Regions from separate parts of the Homo sapiens genome. Here region 1 is linked to region 2. A link is a contact called in ENCODE Hi-C or POLR2A ChIA-PET data. All regions are on one chromosome and are shown on one strand. Each heading gives the region's core, a stretch centred on a gene start or an enhancer-like site at or near the end of the contact. The rest is flanking DNA. Distances are from core to core; before and after follow the strand shown. Region 1 overlaps GRB10 (growth factor receptor bound protein 10). Region 2 overlaps DDC (dopa decarboxylase).

Region 1 (3,973 bases), core at 932-3,431, 190 kb after region 2:
CCTTTTTTGGTGACATCAGTGTGGCTCACCTGGGAAGAGTGTCTGCCAGGTGTTTCCACACACGTAAGTTATTATTTTCCCCTGGCCCTTCATGCTGGCTCCTGTGTCTTTATGCCATGTCCCCTTCATTCTTTAAGCATCTCCCAGGCAGCCCTGGCTCCTTTTATTGGAGAATGGTATCTAGAAATGACCTGAGCGTTAGGTTGAACGTATATTTAAAGACAGAGGAAACACAGAACTGCAAGTTGTCTTACAGACCATGAAAACTATGAGAAATCAATAAATCACATCTTACCAATTTTACTTAGATGCACTCAGCTGTCCAACTTCACTCCACTGCCCTAGTCCAGATAACACGTCAGCATCTCCTGCACCTGCATCCCAACCGGCTATCCCACACCTCCTCCAGCCCAGTCCATCCTTCACACTGCAGCAGGCAAAGCAAAGTACAAAGCTGCTTTCCCCTCTCTGCCAGAGACCTCCTTTGCCCTGGAGACCAATCTCTTCCTGGGACACCTAAGGCCCTGGCTTCCTAGGCGCTGCCTCCTCTATACTATCTCAGCCACCATCCAGGGTGCCTGTGCCTTCCTCAACTGTCCTCATTCCCTCTTTCTGGAACACTGTATGCCTTCCAAGGCACTTAAGGATTCCTCATCTTCGGCCCCACTGATAGCTCTCCCCACATGATGGAATGTCCTGGCAGCATGTTGGAAACTGTCTGTGATAATGTGCCTCTATAAGGTGATTAGCATTGGTTTCTCTCACTGGGTTATGGGCTCCCAGAGGGCAAGGCTGTGTCTGCCCTGCCAGCCTCAGACCCCAGCACCCAGGCAGTACCTGCATGTAGAAACCACCTAAAATCTATCAGTGAATGGGCACAAGAGAGGAACAGAGGACAGTAAGGGCGTTATTTCCTGACTGTGTCCTGGTAGGGGAAGTTGGAACCCTGAGGAGACAGGCGCGGGCTGAGCGCAGAGTGTGAGATGTGCACACATGTGAGGGGTTTAGACAAGCAGACCCAAGGTCCTTGCTTGCTATCGGTCACTCTGATCCTCCGTCCCAGGGCGATCCTGTGGACTTGAGACCATGTCAGGGAGGCAGCGGCAGTGAGCTGTGCTGCACAGCTGAAAAAGACAGGATGTGTAACTACTGGAACAATACATGCTGGAGATCTCTAAGCTCATAAGGTCAGAGACCCGATGTGGTGACTATGCAGTAGCCTATGCAAACGCCACTAGACTCTCTTCTTCCTTCATCCCTGTCACTGCAGGGCCACACAGGCCTGACTTGTCATAAAATTACTATACACCCAGAAATAGCCACGGAAAAGCCAGAGGGCTTGCTAAGGTGTCTGCGGTATTCTGAAGACACAAATCCTGGAGTCCCTGCAAACAGCTGCTGACCACCTGGGACACAGAGTTCCACCCCTGCTGGGGAAGGCAGGCTTCCAAAGCCACCGTGTGCTACCATGCGGTGCCTCTGAGCCACTCTCTCATTAGGGAGAATGCAGAGGTGGAGAAAGGCTCCAGGAATGGGGTCAGGGCTCGGAAGTCCCGAAACTCACTCTATCCCGGATGTGGTAATCAACATAAGCAGGTCTTTGCAGACAGATATAGCAACACACATCCTGAGCTATAAAACATCCTCAACCTTTTAGTAGGAATCTGACTTCTAGGGTCTACCCTGGGGAAAGGATTCAAAATGTGGCAACAGCTGCACTCCAGGCACCCAGTGAAGCATCATTTATAGCACAGACACTGGACGACAATGCAAATTATCTGGTCACTGTGAAGTAGGTAAATATGGCACAAATCGGTACTCATCAATGTAGGTATCAGCTATCATGAGTGTTTTTTAGGAAGACCACACTAAGAAACACAGAAAATACTTATGAGATGTTAAATAACTGAAAACATATCTAAAATTATATCCACCTTTACTAAAACCTGATAAAATGCCGAGGGGCCAGGAACTCGACCAAACTCTGGGCAGATGGAAAGAGCTGACTTTGTTTTTAATACTGTTACAATACTGTTTTTGTGCCAGTTCAATGGTCAGAGTCAAAAGGGCAGTCACACTTAGGCTCCAAGGTTAAATGAAGAAGAAAGCAATGTTGCTTCCCACTTCCTCGAGTGTCTGTGATGTTCCCGCGGCTCCTGGCATGGCAACACTGCTTCTCATTCCCTTCCAGGATTCTGCAGAGAGACCAGGGACTGTGTGAGCGGAAACACTACCCGTGAACAAAAAGAGAGGAATGTGCGCCGGTACATGGTGTTCCCATTTAAATCTTTTCGGGGATTTCCTCATATAAATAAATCTGAAGATGCCAGGGTTCTATAAATAGGGCTAGAAACTACTGCCCTGATTCTAGAGAATCTCTGTTGTAAGATGACAGCGAAGATGCTATTTTAGGGCAAAGTAAAAGATAAACCATGTTAGTCATTAGCATTTGGTTCTCTCAGGGACCAAAAAATAAAAATCACCAGCAGAGGGTATGTACTTGTAAACCTTCCCACACAGGGACTATGTCTGTGCTCTCTTTCCTAGAAATGTCCAGACTTGGCACCAACAGCAGAGGGAGGATGTTTACCAAATTCTCTTGTGAATTTTTTGGATTTTCAAAACACTTTCACTTGGTTTCCTCCACTAATTCTTTTTTTTTTCTTTTTTACATTTTTATTACTCAAACTACTTGTCCTTCAGCCAGTTAAGAGACTGAGGCGAGAGCCTAAGGAAAGAAAAACAGAAAAGACATGGAGGAAAAGAGATGGCCATTGTCCAGGCAGTGGCCTAGATGGCCCATCTCATCTTGGGTCTCAACCAAGACCCAGAGGCCTAACACTTCTCGACTGTAAACTCTAGAACACTTTATCCTAAACTGGGTGGACCTGCCACATGCGCCTATTGCAGGAGAAAAGAAAAGTCCCTCCGTGGCTGCTCACAGGTATAAATAAAGCGCCAATGTCCACGTTCAGTGAGTGTAACAGGCTTCTCCAGTGGGTGAACTGTGGATTCCTACTCAAAACCAAACACAAACCAGCAGGCTGTTTGCTCGCAGTCATTTATGGCAGAAGCTGTCAGGTAGGTAAATTGGGGAAAGTGCATTGTCTAGTGGTTCCCCCTTACCTGATGAAATTTCGAGTCAAAGCAGCAGCAAGAATTAGCAAATCAGTTTGCCAAGGAAAATTACTTCCTGTTGCTAGCAAAATAGGCGGTCTCTGTGAAAGCACTGATGGCCACCGATAACCAATGACTGCACACTGCCCTTGCCTTTGAGTCCACAGGAGCCTCACGTAGATGGCCACAGGTGGGCAAGGCACAGACTTAGATTTTTGGCAAAACTATGGTGATTCTTCCTGTGAAAGACGTATATAATTTAAGTGCTCACATTTCCAATGCTCTTGACAGCTATAGATATCAAGAGGTATTCAATGCTACAGTAAAATATCTGTTTTAGGCCCCTCAAATTCAGAGGTTTATATTTTAAAAGATATTTGTACTCCGGAGAAACACTAGTAGTTGGGATTTCACATAAGATTCCTGCACTGATTTCCTGTGTCATATTTAGCCAAACAAGTGGTCTGCTCCAGGTCACGACTGCCTCGCTGCAATTGCATCACTTGCTCTGATGCAAACACGGGAACATGCAGGTGCCGTCACGTCGGGCCTTCGGGATTATTCTCAGACTGCAGGGGCTGCGGTCCCTAGAGAGCTGTGAGAGACCTCCGCTTTAGCAAAGCTGCCAGAAAAGTCTAAAAAAGTGAGGATGACATTCACCATTTTAAAAATAATCATGGGCAATTTAGCACCCTTTCCCAAAGTGCGTTCTGTGTAAAGTTTACAGGTGCTGTCTCTAAAGCACTTCTGTGATCACAAATGTTTCAGATGCTCTAGCTTAGCTTGAGTGAATAGGTAGGTTTTCTTTTTCTGTAAGATTTTTCAGATCCTCTAAAATCAAACGGGAAATGTAGAA
Region 2 (3,987 bases), core at 1,078-3,577:
CCTGGACATGGATGGACTGAGGCTCCTCCCACAAACATCCAGAGCGTGTCTTGCCCTCTCGGTCCTCTGTGCACCTCCCAGGTCTCATCACTTTGTGCTCTTCCAAGGGCTCAAGTCTCCTCTCCTGCTCTGCTACCTGCAGGCTTTCCCACGGCTGCAGCTCCTCCTCGCCTCAGAGCTCCAAGAGTCAGGTGAGGCAAAAGGACATAGTAGGTGGAGTGGCAGTGCCACACTCTGACTGGCAGCCCCTTGACAATGACACTGACCCCAGCCTGCTCCTTCTCCTGAGTGCTGTCTTTAATTTGAACAAGGAAGCCTCCTGGAAAGGCTTGAAATGATTGTGAATTAAAAGCTACCTCAGCCGGGCGCAGTGGCTCACGCCTGTAATCCCAGCACTTTGAGAGGCTGAGGCGGGTGGATCACGAGGTCAGAAGTTCGAGACCAGCCTGACCAACATGGTGAAACCCCATCTCTAAAAATACAAAAATTAGCTGGGCGTGGTGGCGCACACCTGTAATCCCAGCTACTCAAAAGGCTGAAGCAGGAGAATCACTTGAACCCGGGAGGCAGAGGTTGCAGTGAGCCGAGATTACACCACTGCACTCCAGCCTGGGCAACAGAGTGGGAGACTCTGTCTCCAAAAAGAAAAAAAAAAAAAAAAAAAAAAAACCTTATAAACCAAACAGAGCATTTGGTCTCACCTGGCTCTGTGTACACAAGGGAGATTACCAAGGGGCATGTGTGCAGTGCATCTTAGAGCCTTTTTGAGAACTGTATCATGATTCTCAGTAGAGATGGCTTATGCCCCAACCCGTGTGGGCCAGCCTGCCCTCACCTGGTGAATGCACAGCATCAGGCAGCAAAATAACAGCACGCCACAACACAGTGTCAAACAGACTCCTGTGTGGGCATCTTGTAAAGGTGCGCAGCCAGCAGCTCTAGGGTGGGGCCCAAGACTGGCTTTTCTAAGGAGCTCCCAGACAATGCTGATGATGCTGATGCTGTTGATCCACAGAAGACACTCAGATTAGTGAGGCTATGGACAGGCCGCTGTCCTCCAAGGAGGGCCAGTGGCAGAGGTGTGGGATGGAGCCTTGAGGAAGGAAAAATGGTAAAGATTCTGCGGCCAATAAGCTATGTAAGTTAGAAGTCTCATGGCAGGCTTGAGGAAGCGGGAACAGCCGCTGTGCGTGGAAACAAGGCTGTGTAGCATGGGGCAGGGCAGGCCGGTGGGCCAAAGAATGCAGGCTTTGCTCTGCCATCTCTGGAGAGCCAGTGCCAGTGTTTGAGCATGGAGGTAATGAACAACACTTTCCCCTCTGTCACATTCACAGAAAATGAAGAATGGAATAGATGTAGACAAACCTTTAGCCGAAAGCAGACAAGCCCCAGAATGACTTCCACACAGATTTCAAAGCGGGGATCCTGGCGCACCAGTGACTCAAACTCATGGGACAGCTGGACATGCTTCAAAGAGGAAAGGGAAAATCTGTTTTTCTCATGGCCATTTAATTCAGAACTTAACTACCTAGAAAACCTTATTAGACTGCCCATGTATAATTCATTTAGACGCTCTTGGCAATTTTCCTCAAGTGCTTTTACCGTTCACTGACCAGCTGTTTCCAGGCAGGCTAAGAAACTCATTCCCTACATTAGCACAGGTCTAGTGTCCTCAGAACACCAATTGTCATTTTCTTCTGTTCATGGGACTATTCTTATCCCACCCAAACTGTCTTTTATAATGTTAGAATAAACACCGTGAGGAGGTATTTGATCATTCTGGAAGAGACAATGGCTAATGCCCATCGAGTTGCTCCTCTGTGCTTGAGGTGCCAGCGCTCACCACTGCGGCATCCTCAGGACAGCCCACAACACAGAAGATATCATGATTATCCCCATTTTGGAGATAAGAAAACAGGCTGGGAGAGGGTGAGCGACATGCCCAAGGTGCACCCGGAGGCCTTGGCTGAGCTAGGATTCTAAGGCAGCCTGATGGAGCTGCAGCTCTGTGGCTGCCACAGCTGTTGCTCCTCCTCCGCGTTTGCCACCTAGAGCTGGGCATCCTGTCCGCTCTGTCACATTCAGAAACGGCCTTCCTCTCATTGAATATCACACTGACCTTATTTCACTTCCAAATAGTTATAGAACTCAGAAGCTATTCAGACAGCATGTGATCCTAGGAGAAGGAGCCCTCCGTGGCGTAGGCCCGTGCCTTGCTCATTCTAAGCCCGCGGATACAGCAGGGCCCCCATGTTGCAGGTGCTGGGGAGGACCTGCGGAAACGCGGCGCCTCGCGGGCAGGGGGTGGCTGGGACAAAAACACGTGTCATACGAGTGGTTCCTCGTCATGCCACCAGAGAGCGCCAAAGACCTCGGCCTCATGGGCGATCCCGAAAGCCGGTTCCCGCCCAAGGAGACAGGCTTTGAGCATCGCTGGACTCTGCTCCTAAGGCAGGATTGGGTCCCCTTTAAGAAAGAAGTGGAGTGTGTTTTAAACAGGAGCCAGCATGATCATAACTAGTTGTCCTTGAGCTTAAAGACGTCATCATTGTGGGGAGATAAATCCCTTATTTTTTGGCTTTCTTTCCCCAAAAAAGCTGAATTCGTCTCAAATGGGTAGAGGGGGATTTCCTACCCAGGAATTCATATACATACTCCTTTCCCAGTTCTCGCCCCCAAACAGGTCCTCATAGTGCTCGGCAGCTCCTGGAACTGTCCTCACCGAAGCTTTGGGAGTAGGCAGTTCATGGCACATCCTAGGCATTCTATGAAGCTTGCAGATGGATGTGTTTATATATGCTGTGCCACAGAGGAGGTGGCTGGGGACACCTGCCCCTGCACACCTGGTTGTGAAGTGGCAACAGGACTTAAAATGGAGGGCTGTTACCATCACTAAGGCTGAATATCATAAGTGTGCTTGTTCCCATGAAGCCTGGGGACCTCTGTCCATCAAGATGAGGCCACAGCTTAGGAAGGACACCAGGATCAGAGAGAGCCAGCAGAACAGCAGCAGGCCTTCTGCAGCTGGCTAAACGGGTGGCTCTAGGCAGATCCAGGCTCATATTCAGGACTCAGTTTCCTCATTTTTTTTTTTTTTTTTTTTTTTGGTGAGACGGAGTCTTGCTTTGTCACTCAGGCTTTAGTGCAGTGGCACAATCTCTGCTCATTGCAACCTCTGCCTCCCAGGTTCAAGTGATTCTTCTGCCTCAGCCTCCCGAGTAGCTGGGATTACAGGTGCCTGCCACCATGCCTGGCTAATTTTTTGTATTTTTTTTTTAGTAGAGACAAGGTTTCACTATGTTGGCCAGGCTGGTCTAGAACTCCTGACTTCATGATCTGCCCACCTCGGCCTCCCAAAGTGCCGGGATTACATGCGTGAGCCACCACACCCAGCCAATTGTTATTTTAAAAAAAAAAAAAAAAAAAAAAGCAGGGGAGTGGGGCTTGGAGCTGATAAGTGGTTCTCAAATTTTAGTGCATAGAGAAGGTGTCTGGTTTGCTTGTTAAAACAGAGGTTGCTGGGCCCCACTGCAGGCCGGCACTGCTGGTCTGGAAGCATGTCTGAGAACCACTGGACTAGGGAATATCTATCTTATTCTGGCAATTTTGGGGGAGAAAAACACAGTCCTTATGTTCTCATAATTGCCATTGCTCAATGAACTTCATTCTTGGCTAGATGTGGCTAAAGCACAACCTATGTGATGTTTCTACTGTGACCATCTTCCTGGACCTGATAACCTGCAATCTTAACGAAAGTGACTTAACAGATCTTATAAATAACCTCATCTCAACAACCCAAACTACAGTCTGGTTCTCTTGCCATGTATTTGCTTATTAAGACATTTGAAGGCCAGGTGCAGTGGCTCACACCTGTAATCCCAGCACTTTGAGAGGCTGAGGTGGGTGGATCACCTGAAGCCAGGAGTTCAAGATCAGCCTGACCAACATGGTGAAACCCAATCTCTACTTAAAATACAAAAATTAGCT

Evidence for each region. A loop is a pair of places that touch in the nucleus more often than their neighbours do. ChIA-PET counts read pairs that join two places held with the same protein, here RNA polymerase II (POLR2A). Pooled maps may share reads with other maps.
Region 1: a pooled map shows a loop between it and region 2 (2.7-fold over the local background). The contact joins two enhancer-like sites. A Hi-C loop is called at or near these places in 1 of 168 maps with a recorded cell type or tissue (GM23248), 5 of 37 single-sample maps with no recorded cell type and 13 of 50 pooled maps. POLR2A ChIA-PET finds 5 or more read pairs at or near these places in 4 of 52 experiments (CD8-positive, alpha-beta T cell, activated CD4-positive, alpha-beta memory T cell, activated naive CD4-positive, alpha-beta T cell and 1 more).

The regions. Positions count from the first base shown.
Region 1 is chr7:50,655,235-50,659,207 of GRCh38, forward strand. The region is part of intron 7 of GRB10 (growth factor receptor bound protein 10); the gene reads right to left. Among named protein-coding and RNA genes, the nearest start is that of DDC, 92 kb to the left of the region's middle. Within about 2 kb of position 2,182, at least 19 of the 41 ENCODE cell types and tissues checked have a DNase peak (open chromatin) inside an H3K27ac peak, as active enhancers do.
Region 2 is chr7:50,465,849-50,469,835 of GRCh38, forward strand. It overlaps DDC (dopa decarboxylase), which reads right to left. Exons shown (of 15, transcript NM_001082971.2): 13 at 1,366-1,467. Among named protein-coding and RNA genes, the nearest start is that of FIGNL1, 17 kb to the left of the region's middle. Within about 2 kb of position 2,328, at least 2 of the 41 ENCODE cell types and tissues checked have a DNase peak (open chromatin) inside an H3K27ac peak, as active enhancers do.